2 separate regions of the Homo sapiens genome follow, and region 2 is linked to region 1. Evidence: read pairs that join two places in POLR2A ChIA-PET (ENCODE). Cell type or tissue: MCF 10A. All regions are shown on one strand. Each heading gives the region's core, and the rest is flanking DNA. Links, peaks and the distances in the headings are about the cores only. Region 1 overlaps LINC-PINT (long intergenic non-protein coding RNA, p53 induced transcript). Region 2 overlaps LOC105375508 (a long non-coding RNA gene).

Region 1 (6,365 bases), core at 935-4,934:
GACCCTAGAACATCCTGCCCATGATTCTGCCCAAGTTTATGCAAACAGAAAAAATTTATTTTGGAAAAAACCGGATCTTAAACTGAAATTCATTAAGCCATTTTTCCAAATAAAGTACCAGCTTAGTTAACCAAATTGTGCTTTTTCACTTTTTCCTTCCCTCAAAAGGAAATCCCTTATTCAACAAAAATTTGTGGAACACTCATATGTTTCAGGCACCCTGAAGATAAAGACACACCCACCTGCAAGGATAAAAGAAGCATGGCGGCGGGGTGGGGCTGGTATCCAGTCTGCTTCAAAACGGAGGAGGGGCATCCACAGAGAAGGGCTGGGGAAGGCCTTGCAGGAGGGCATGGAAGAGCCAGGTTGAGAGGGATGAATAGGACTTGGCTGTTATCCAGGTTGCAAGATGTTGGAAGGACTTTATCTAAAGCTGTGGCATTGGGATTAAAGAAGAGAGGTTGAGTCAAGAGATTCAGTGACTGGGAGTTATATGCCCTTTTGACTGGCAGGATAGGGAGAATATTGGAGAAAAAGGAGTCAAGGATTAGTTCAGCTTCTGCCGTGGCCTTCTCAGCAAGTGGTGGGGAATTCACTGAGGTGAGGAATACAAAATACTTGGAGGTTGCATCTGTTTGTTTTGCTTATTGAGTTAGGAAACCAGGAATTCACTTTGGAGGTTTGATCAGGGGAATGCAGCCTACGTTTGATTGGGCTTTAAAGCTGATCCTCTTTGCTCCATGGCCCAGCTCTGGGGGGGGACACACGTGGCACATCAGGCAGAAAGGGGCAGCTAGGGAGGTCTTGGCCAACTGTGGTTGGGCAGCATCATGGGCTGTAGTCTCACTTGTACAGGTGGAATCACTGTGGGACACTTCGGGGCATTTCCAGAGTGGAAAAATTCTTGCAGGTGAAAACCTGTCACATTGAAGAATTCAGTAGTGCTTTTGATAATTATTTTTTCTACTTGCTGTCTTGCCTTCTTCCCTCTGTATTTTTACCATTTATGGGAGTACATCTTTATATTTCTCTGGTAAAAGGAAGATGAAAAAGGTGAACTTTATAAAAGACTAACCAGTCCTTGACTTGTATAGCTCATTTAACTTTTAAAACCTGTAAAGGAGGTACTTTTCATCATATAAATTCATGATGAAGATAAATAAAATAGGTGTTTGGGAATCAGCAGGTTTTGAAATTTTATGACATGCCATTAACACAAAGCATAAATTCTTTTTCTTTTTCTTTTTTTTTTTTGAGACTGAGTCTCAGTTTGTCGTCCAGGCTGGAGTGCAGTGGCACGATCAAGGCTCACTGCAACCTCCGCCTCCTGGGTTCAAGCGATTCTCCTGCCTTAGCCTCCTGAGTAGCTGGGATTACAGGCATGCGCCACCACACTCGGCTAATTTTGGTATTTTTAGTAGAGACGGGGTTTCACATGTTGACCAGGCTGGTGTCGAACTCCTGACCTCAGGTGATCCACCCACCTTGGCCTCCCTAAGTGCTGGGATTACAGGAATGAGCCACCGCACCCGGCCGCATAAATTCTTTTATTCAGATCCATTGACATTAACATGTAAATAAGGATGACAGTTTATTATTTTGGAAATTCTAATTATTTGTCTTGTCCTTCAAAGAAGCGCTTTTGGTTACAAGTGGGTCCATAACACACAAAATAAAATTCTGTTTACGGCTGGGCGCGGTGGCTTACGCCTGTAATCCCAGCATTTTGAGAGGCCAAGGCGGGGGGATCACCTGAGGTCAGGAGTTCTAGACCAGCCTGGCCAATGTGGTGAAACCCTGTCTCTACTAAAAACACAAAAATTAGGTGGGTATGGTGGTGTGCGCCTGTAATGTCAGCTACTCGGGAGGCTGAGGCAGGAGAATAGCCTGAACCTGGGAGGCGGAGGTTGTAGTGAGCCGAGATTGCACCATTGCACTCGAGCCTGGGCAACAGAGCAAGATTCTGTTTCAAAAAAAAAAAAAACAAAAAAACCCACAAAATTACATACTTTTTGATAATATTGAAAAATAAGTATGGAAAATGATTCTTCTTAGGAAAATTTATGCCCATTATTCACTTCGCTGTTTTGTTAATGATCACGAATATATTAAACTGAAAATACAAGCTAAGCAGCTGCTTTGAAACTACATCAAAACAGTAGAAGTTTAAAATTAGATTCTTCTTATTGCATTAAATGCATCTTTCAGTAATATGTGGTCACTACACTACCTGCTTTACAGGTATTCTTGGAAATTTGGTAACAAAAAGAACAGGGTGAATAGATGTTGTAGATCATGAGGTATGGTGCAAAGTGCATGGCCTTGGGATAGGGATATCAGACATCTGAGCTGAATCTCAGTTCTCTGGTTGTTATGCCTCGAGGAAGTAAGTTGCTGGACCTCAGTTGTGCTGTTTCCTGGTCTATAAAATGAAGACAATAAAGAACCTGCTTCAGTGCGCTAAAACTCAAAGGACTTCTTGGGCTTGAGCGCTGGAGTAAACAGGCAGTTTCCCTTTGTACCACAAGAGGGAGTGCCTGTATAGATGTTAACCTGAGCTGAGGTTTGGATTTCTTTCTAAAATGTCGCTGAAAATTTAGGAATAACTGGATTACTGGGAAAACGTTAAAGAAAAAGATTTTTTGACAGTGTCAGGAGAAAGAGGAACTCGAAACACATAATGGGTTAAGAGGAAGGGATTACGTATAAAATTCCTTTAAGGTATGAAAAGCTTTGTTGACAGAGTGTTACATATTTCATTCCCAGTCAACAATCTTTTATTGTCAATGTCTGACCATGTTGATATATTTGTTTTGTTTTTCTCCTCCTTTGTAACTGTATTATAAATTTTTTATATTAAACAAATATAGAACTTAAAATTTAGTTTCTTAGTAGTAGTCCTGAATAATTAACATCAGTTGAAATTGGATTGTTTGTGCTCAGTGCCTTGGATATGTACAAAACCTGTTTGCTTCAAATTAGTGAGTTAGAAAATATTTTAATCTTTTCATCCTGCTCCCCTCCCACATACTTTTTTTTCCCCTTTTATTTTGAGCTTCTAGATCCTTTTATGTGATGTGTTGCTGTCATACATAGCTCACATTGGGTGGGAACAGAGAAGAACATTGTTTCCGTGGCCCAACCCTAGGGACATGGAACTCATTTTATTATACAGTGAAATTTTAAAATTTGAAACCAAGATCAGATCTCAACAAACAGAGCGAAATTGGCAATTGTGGAATTATCTAACAAATTTAGGGAAAAATCCAGTTGTATCTCAGTTATGTGAATGTGTCCTTCGATTTACAATTTTCAGGTAATCTCTTTATTTTGCTGGTATTTTTATTATACATAGAGCACATTGTTTTATAGAACTGTAATTATACCATAATACTTTTTGTATTGGGAAATGTTGAGAATTTAGAAAGAACAATCCTAGGCATTTCCTTTTGCTCTGTATTCTTCTGTTTAGAAGTTTTCCCTGTGGTTTGTTCCTGGCAATTAAACACTGTTCAAATTCAGAGTCAGACTGCCCTGGCTCAAATCTTGGCCCCACGATGTGTGAAACTTGACAAAGTCAAAGTTATCACTATAATTTCGGTCACTTGAAATCCAGTAATTTCTTGAGCAGAAGAAAGGGAAGTGGAATTACTGTAGAAATTATGCATAGTTTTATATTATCTGTGTAGTAGCCTGTTTAAAGTGATCATTGCTAGTGCATGGTATAGAATTACAAACTTGTAAATACTTCTCAAGATTGCCACTTTAAAAAAAAAAGCAAAAAGAGCTCTGTAGCCCTATTTTTTTTTTTATTTCCAACAGGAAATTTGTTCTTGTTTCAAAATGTGGGAACACCCATTATTCTCTGTTGGCCACATGAATGTCATCCATTTGTTTATTGCAGCAGAAAAAAAGTGAAGAATGGTTGATACAGTGGCAAGCTGTTCCTTTTAGGTTACTTTAAAAAGTCATGGAATTTCGGATATACAAAGAAAGCATAAGGAATACTCTAACCAGTATATATGTATACAGTATCCAGTATAAGAATGAAAATGTAATGTAGTTATTAAAACATTATGTGTGTGCTTCCACAAGCCTGTCCTCCTTTCTACCTTCCAGAAGTAACTTCTCTCTTGAATTTGGTGTTCGTCATTCTGGTGCATGCTTTTACAGTTTTACAAAATACACACGCATTCCCAAACATAAATAATACTGTTTCACAACATAAATTGTATTATGGTACATGTTTTAAAACACGATATACATTGTATCTGTTGCAAGTCAGGTTCCAAGGGAAATGGAACTCAGAAGATTAAGGCTGGGGGCCACCAGTGCCTCATGCCTGTAATCAGCACTGTGGGAGGCCGAGGCGGGCAGATCACTTGAGGTCAGGAGTTTCAGACCAGCATGGCCAACATAGTGGAACCTCATCTCTACTGAAATACAAAAAATTAGCCAGGTGTGGTGGTGTGCACCTGTAATCCCAGCTACTCAGGAGGCTGAGGCAGAAGAATCACTTGAACCTGGGAGGTGGAGGATGCAGTGAGCCGAGATCAAGCCACTGCACTCCAGGCTGGGTGACAAAGCAAAACTCCGTATCCAAAAAGAAAAGAAAAGAAAAGAAGATTAACATGTAGGAAGTTTGTTAAGGAGATTTTAGGATTCACACTTGTGGAATAGGAGGAAGCACAATTGGGCCAAGGGAGAAATTGGGCTGTGGTGTCCGATCACAAGATAGGCCTCAGCTGATCCCAAAGGGGATGCTGAAGGTGGGGTAGCCCTTGAGGATGGTACCACGTTGGGGTGAGGGGCCAGGCCTTGGTAGCTTCACATTGACCAGTTATGGGAAGAAGGCTACCCCTGAAGAAGGGATGAGACCTTGGTGAGGTGACTCTTTCAACTGAGGGCTGTTAACTTGCAACACCCCTAGAAACTGGGGGATAAGCTCTTCAGTCCTAAAGAGAGACCTGAGCAGCCACCTCAGTATTCACTACAGTCTATATTGTGTACATTGTCTGAGCCTGCCCTTTTTGCTGTATATTATGTTTTTGGAGTTTACTTATATTAATATCTGTAGCTCTAGTTCATTTATTTTAATTGTTTTATGGTATTCAGTTCTTCAAAATATGTCACAATTTTAAAATATATTTTCCTATTGAGAGACTTTTAAGTTTTTACAATTTTTCACTATTAAAAAATGTTGCTATATGAATTCATTTATATTTCTCCTTAGTGCACACACCAGAGTTCATCTGGGGTATACAACCAAAAAATTACCAGGTCTTAGGGTATGCACAATTTCAAACTTAATAACTAGAATGAAATTGCTCTCTGGAGTGGTTGTATCTCACCCCGTGTCCTCATAAACACTTGGTATTGTCAAGTCCTAATTCTACCAATTTGATGGGTGTGAAATAGTATCTCATTATAGTTTTATTAGAGTTTGGTTGATAACTAGTGAGTAATATCTCATTGTAGTTTTATTAGAATTTGGTTGATAACTAGGAAGATTGAGAATTTATGTGTTTATTTAGCTATTTGGGTTTCTTCTGTGAAGGACATTTTCTAATCATGTGATTTTTCTGTTGATTTCTTTTAGTGATTTGTAGGCAGTCTTTATATATTCTGCATATCAATTCTTTGTGGTCTATATGAGTAAAAATATCTTCTGGTTCGGGGCTTGATTGTTAACTTTTTAAATAATGCCATTTGTTGAATAAGAGTTTTCTTTTAATGTCATCCTTCCTTTGGGCATTGTTTCTGGGTATATTATTTTAGAAATTCTCCCTTAGGCTGAGGTCATATAAAATATCCTCTGTTTACGATTAAAAGTTTTAAAGTTTTGCTTTTCACAATTTCACCTGCTGTCCCTCTAAAATAGTTTTGTGTATAGCATGAGGTATAGTTGCCTAATTTTGTTTTTCTCATGGATGACCTGTTGTCTTAGCACCATTTAATTGCCTTTGCAACCCTTCTCCACCAATGCACAGTGCCATTCTGTCCTACAAACTTCTGTCTATGTAGATCTATGTCTTTTTGTAGGGGCGGGGGGGGGGGCGGCTATTTAGTTCCACTGGTGTATTTCTTTTTTCTTGCCCCATTTTCTTGCTTTTTTTTTTTTTTTTTTTTTTTTTTTTCTGAGATGAATTCTCACGCTGTCACATAGGCTGGAGTGCAGTGGCACAATCTCATCTCACTGCAACCTCCACCTCCCAGGTTCAAGCGATTCTTAGGCCTCAGCCTCCTGAGTAGCTTGGATTACAGAAGTGTGCACCACGTCTGGCTGATTTTTTTGTATTTTTAGTAGAGATGGGGTTTCACCATGTTGACCAGGCTGGTCTCGAACTCCTGACCCCAAGTGATCT
Region 2 (6,365 bases), core at 895-4,894, 190 kb after region 1:
AGCTGAGACTGGGCCCCATGGAATGTGCTATGAGAGACTGGAGAGCCCAGTCTCAGCTCAGAGGGGTTTATATCACCCAGCAAGTTTCTGCACAAATAAGCTAGTTTCTTGTCTACAGCAGGAGGGGCTGGAGCTGAGTCTGGGTGTCCTTGGGATCTGTTGTGGGATGGAAGCTAAAGAGTCTGTCTTGTTGGGCCAGACAAGTACACATCTCCCAGCAGGTCTCAGCACAAATAGGATAGTTCCCTGGTTGCTGCAGAGGGCAGGGTGCAGCTGAGACTGAGTCCACTTGGGATCTGCTATGAGACAGAGGTTGGCAAGTGTGTTGGGGACATTCAGACTTCTGGGTTGTGAGATATGGGCAAGTCTCCTTCTGGGTCCTTGTATGAGCACCTCTGAACTGAGACATCAGCTGAGAAAGGCTGGAGCAGAGCCACAGGGCCACTTCCAGGTTCACTGCTGAGACTGATGTCAGTGGACAGACGAGTCTTTCTGCCAAGGCTCTAGTATGCGCAATTCCTTCTAGACTCCTTGGCAGATAGTTTCGGTTGCAAGCTCAAGGCCAAACAGGGCTGTAGCCAACGGCAGACCCCAAGGGGTCCCAGTCTCAGCTCTGGCCCCTCCTGCTGTAGCTGGGGAATGATCCTATCCATGCAGAAACTTTCTTGGCCATTTCCAGGCATGAACCTGGAAGCAAGCTCACCAGATCAACTGACCTGGGTGTTGGTCTGTACTTTCAAAACAACCCTCCTAGGTCTTGCGCCCTCTCAGGGTTTCACAAACTCCTATCTGAATCCTGAGGCTCCCACTGACAGACTTTTGACTGTAGATGGGTACAAAAATTCTTGTACCCATATTGTAGTTGGGGGATATGAGCAGGTTGCCTTCTATTTTGCCATCTTGGTGATGACACTCAGTAAATGCTTTCTTCATATTGACTTTCTGGTCCTGCTAATCTGTGAAATGGAGAGAGCCACTGTATCTCTTAGCTGTGTTAATCCAAATATCTGAGTGATCGTCCAAGACAAGGAAAGAATCTGACTACAAGGGCCCTGGAGGAAGACCCCTGGCCCCAGAATCATTTCTCTGCCTCCACCTCTCGATGGCCCTTCTAAGAGAAAAGATACATTTATGGAAGTACAGACTGATTCAGAAAGTGGGGGACATAGTGGAAGGGAGCTAACATCTGCTGAGTCCCCCGTGTGTCAGGTATGAAATGCAAACTCTCATTTTACCCTCACAGCAACTCAATGAAGGTGAGAATGTCTAGCTCCCTTTCCTAAGTACATGTACACAAACGTGGAGGCAATGCACAGTGTTGAGGTGTGCACTGCTTCCACGAAGTTGAGGAAGACCATTCTTGTTAATAATCAAGTACTTGCCCCATGTGACAAAATACATGCTTTCCTAAAGAAGTACATGAAGTTAAGTCACAGATGAAATCCTACTAATCTGCAGTTTGCATTTAAGCACTCAGTAATTCCAGGCATGGTGCTAAGCACTTTACCTAATCTCACTCAATCTTCACAACAAACTCTGCAAAACACATATATTATTATCCCCATTTTTCAGGTTAAGATATGGAGATTTGCCGAGGCTGAGTAATACAGTCAGGGTTGCACAACTACTAAGTGGCAGAGTCAGGATTTGAACTCATCTCTGCCTGACTTCCAAGGATCTCTGGGTCCTCAGACATAAGGAAAATCACAATGGAGAAAATACTTGTTATATATTGTAAGGAAAATATTATTTCCTAATAAAAATAAAAGGAGTCAAAATTACTGAAGTTGAACATCCCATCAAAGTTTCTCTGTCACCCTACAAGGTAGAGAGCAGTGGGAAAAAAAGGGACAGTCAGCTTTAAGTTTTGTTCCTTGATTTGCTGCCATGCTCCTTCAGGATAAGAACTCCTGTGGAATAGATCAGACTTGGATATGGAATTTAAATAGATAGTTCAAGTTTTTTTTCCCTCTAATTTCAGGCTTAGAATCTAGCAAAGTTAGAAGGGAAATCCTTCCACTGGGTATGTAAAATGTTAAACAAGCCCCTGAGAGTAGATGACTCTTTGCTTCTCTGACCTATACTAGAATAATATATAAAATGGAAACTGCAATAAATGAATAAAACCAAATGACACAGACACACATCTGCACACCCACTGTCTGTGTCCGAATGCTGATACACTGCAGGTACAGTACAGTGACAGGGTGTTCCTGGGAAGCCGATCAATGATTCCCTTCCACAGTTCAGGCTTTATTACAGGAGGTATTCATTAGCTAATTACAATTAGTCGAGTACCTTGGTGTGCCTTCTTCAAGAACTCCTTTAAATGCTCCTCTTTTATTCTATTTTCAAGTTCCAAAAGCAGATGCTTCTTTTATGGAAAAGCCTAATTGCTGTGGAATCTAATGCATGTCCTACTTCCATATCCAAATCTCCTCCTTCCTGTTTAATGGACAGCATTCTCATGACTCACCTTTGATTTATGGGCTGGAAGGCACCACACCTTTTTTCGGTCCTGCCTGCACATATTGTTAAGTGTGATCAACTCTGGAAAAAAGCATTCATGAGTTATGTCAATAATATGAGACACTAAAAGAGACTTGTCCTACAAACAAAACAGTAAATGACAAATCCAAGTTGTTTTAGTCCCATGTGCTTCTCTACCGCACCCTAGAGCCTATAATGATTCCGTTTTCTTCATATTTGTGGCACAAGGAATGCCTGAAAACTCATCCTTAGGTAACATGCGCCTCATTAGTATTTGTTCATTCTAACATTTTAAATTCTTTTGAATTGGCAAAAAGGAACAAAGAGAAGTGAAATTTAGATACCTAATAGATAGTGGAAAATAACAAAACAGCAGCCTATAAATCAATGGAATGTGGCGACTGTGTGTTCTGTGGTGGTGGTTCTTGTTCTGGATGGTATATATCTCTGAATAATTTCCCAGTATTCACCCAATTTGATGCTACTATGAAAAAATTATGTCTCTAAAATCCACATTCCAAATAACTCTTGTTGCAGATAATTCCCTTCTTCCCTTTTCCCATCCTAACAGAATACAATTTTGTTCAGAGGACGACGGAAAATATATCCCATTAAATACTTGCCTAACACACTGAGTGGCCTGTGACACAGGTCTGGTTAGTGATGCTGACAAAAGGCTTCTAGGTATTTATGTGAAAGCTCTTGTGTTTCTACTCAAGCACTGCTCCTTCCGCCTTGAGCGCTGATGTGAAGCCTAGAGCTGCGGCAGCCATCTTGCAACCGTGAGATGAGGAGCGTGAGAATTACAGCCTACAGCTAAGGGTGGCAGAGAAGAATGGCAGGAGCCTGGGTCCAGGATGGCACCACTGCCTCCTTTACTAGCTTCAGACTTCTTATTGCTTGAAATAAATGCCCATCACAATTGTTTAAGTCACTGCTGCTATGGTTCTTTGATGCTTGCAGGTAAAGGCTACAATAACTAATACAGGCTTACAGACACCTTAGCTTCTGTTTCTAAATTCCCAAATTAAAGCTATACATTTCTTTTAAATTCAGAAAGAAGCTAAGTAGCCGTGTTGCCCTTATTTGGGGTCTGGCATTGACACTCCACAACAGCCTCTTGCATTCATTACAATCAACTAGAGACAGACAAATACTGGAGTTAAATGGGGGAAAAAAAGAAATTATAAGCGTATAGGTAATTATGAATAGTTACTGGATCTCACAGTGAGGGACAACTATGTATAAAATCAATGGAATTATAACCTTTAGATGGGCAAAAACCAAGTCTGATGAGACCAAGTATTGCCAAGGTTGTGGGGAAATAAGATCTCTCACATACTGCTTGTGAAGTGGGTGGACTGGGCAACTACTTCAGAGGACAGTGTTTCCACATCTAGTAAACATACCTTCTGCTCCAGAAATCCTTGCACATGTGCACAAGGGCTATGCACAAGAATGTTTACTGTAGCACCATCTTGTAGCAGTGAAGCCCTAGACATAGTCTAGACGTCCATCAATAGGGTGATGGATAAAAACATTGTGATACAGTCTTAACATATAAAAACTAAAAAGCAAAACTCAGATCTCCACATCAACAGGGACGGATTTAGTAGCATGCTGAAGCTAGCTCATGAGAACTAAATGCTAACATTTCAGTTTTGTGAGCTGGCTGATGTTACTTCTATAGCTTGGTATAAGCTATGTTAAGAGTATTTACAACATGGAAATTAGCAAAAGCTACATATCATTCCCTCCCCACAAAAGCTGGTTGTTAAACATTTACTAGCACGTCACTGGACAGACTTCAAAAAAACAGTTAAAGACATGTTTCAGGGGAGAGGAAAGTTTCAGTGATGCAAGATGAATTAGTTGAAGAGATCTACATAGCATCGTATTAATACACAGTCAACAGTGCTGTATTATACACTTTAAAATTTATTAAAGATGAGAGTTTGTGTTAAATGTTTTCACCATACATGCACATATCCCAAAATAAAGGGACACAAGGAAACTTTTGGAGCTTATAGTTATGTCTGTTAACTTGACTGTGGTGATGGCTCCATGGATGTAGGCATATGTCCAAACTCATCCAACTGTATGCATTAAATATGTGCAGTTTATTGTGTGCCAGTTATATACCTCAATAAAGCTCTTTTTAGAAAAAAGGCAAGTTGCAGGATGAAAACAGTATGATAGCACATACCTAAAGTTTAAAGAACATGTTGAGACATGTAATATTTGTAATACTAATAAGATATAGTCTAGAAGGACAGATACCAACTTGTGATAATCATTATCTCTGGAGAGGGGCCACGTAATAGGTGTGGTAAAGGGGAAAAGGGGGCTTAGGTTTTTTAATCTGTTATGTTCTATTTACTTAAAAATATTTGAAGCCAAAACAATGCACTAATGTTGTTCATTTCTGGGTGGTAAATATAAAATGCTTACTCTCCTCTTTGTCTATTATTTAAATTTCAAAATAAAAGAGGCAAAATGAAATGAGAGTCAAAGAAAATTTGCTCATCACTTTTCATTGCCTGTTGATGAGAGTCTGCAGGAATCCCACTGCTGGTAGAGACGTAAAATGATGCAGCCACTGTAAAAGCTAGTTTTGTGGTTCCTCAAAAAATCAACATAGAATTACCATATGACCCACCCATTCCATTCTTAGTCATATACCCAAGAGATTGAAGAGCATATGTTCAAACAAAGTGTTTGTTTGAACACACACCTGTGTTGTACACAGTTGTTCATGGTATTATTTGTAGTGTTGTTTATAATAGTAAAAAGGTGGGAACAACCCAAATGTCCCTCAACTGCTGGGGAATGGATAAAGAAAATGTGGTTCACAACTACTAGGTTGGGAAGAATGAAAATATAACAAGTGTTGAGGATGTGGAAATATTGGAACGCTGCTACATTACTGTTGGAAATGAACAATAGTACAGCCACTCTGGAAAATACTCTGACGGTTCCTCAAAAAGTTAGACATAAAGCAACCATATGACCCAGAAATTTCACCCCTTAGTGTAACTTAAGAGAAATATGCATAGTCAAAAAAACTCTGTACACATGTTCCTCAACTTATGATGAGGTTACAACCTGATGATAAACCCATTGTAAGCTGAAAATCTCATAAGTTGAAAATGCATAATACACCTAACCTACCAAACATCATAGCTTAACCTAACATAACTTAAACATGCTCAGAACACTTATATTAGCCTACTGTTAGGCAAAATCATCTAACACAAGCTTGTCCAACCCATGGCCTGAGGGCTGCATGCAGCCCAGGAACAGCTTTGAATGCAGCTCAACACAAAGTTGTAAATTTTGTTAAAACATTATGAGACTTTTTTGTGATTTTTTTTTTAGCTCATCAGCCATCATTAGTGTTAGTGTATTTTATATGTGGCCCAAGACAATTCTTCTTCTTCCAATGTGGCCCAGGGAAGCCAGAAGATTAGACACCCCTGGTCTAAGACAAAGCCTATTTTATAGTAAAGTATTGAATATCTCATGTAATTTATTGACTATTGTTCTGAAAGTGAAAAGCAGAATGGTCATATGGGTACTCGAAGTATGGTTTCTACTGAATGCATATCATTTTTACACCACTATAAAGTTGAAAAATCATAAGTTAAGCCATCATAAGTCAGGGACTGTCTGTACATGAATATTAATAGCAGCATTATTCTTTACAGCCAAAATGTGGAAGCAATCTGAATGTGCGTGAATTGAATGAATCAATGAAATGTGGTGTAACATTCGAATGCATTATACAACCATCGTTAGGGCTGAATAATGTACAACAGAATATTATTCAGCCATTAAAGGAATGAAGGACTGATTCATGCTACAACATGGGTGGA

Evidence for each region. Peaks named below come from ENCODE experiments on the same cell type or tissue, not always from the same donor. Only the 100,000 strongest peaks of a DNase experiment are listed, where the experiment ranks them.
Region 2: POLR2A ChIA-PET joins it to region 1 with 5 read pairs; 2 of 35 experiments call an interaction of 5 or more read pairs at or near these places.

What each region holds. Positions count from the first base shown.
Region 1 is chr7:131,036,782-131,043,146 of GRCh38, reverse strand. The region is part of intron 3 of LINC-PINT (long intergenic non-protein coding RNA, p53 induced transcript); the gene reads left to right. Among named protein-coding and RNA genes, the nearest start is that of LINC-PINT, 70 kb to the left of the region's middle. In MCF 10A, for the core only: a CTCF peak has its summit at 2,526; a DNase peak (open chromatin) is centred at 2,526.
Region 2 is chr7:130,849,908-130,856,272 of GRCh38, reverse strand. LOC105375508 (a long non-coding RNA gene) reads right to left here. Exons shown (of 4, transcript XR_927978.3): 4 at 2,322-2,550. Among named protein-coding and RNA genes, the nearest start is that of MIR29A, 24 kb to the left of the region's middle. RefSeq lists an enhancer at 2,053-3,252. In MCF 10A, for the core only: no CTCF peak of the experiment used is centred there; a DNase peak (open chromatin) is centred at 2,482.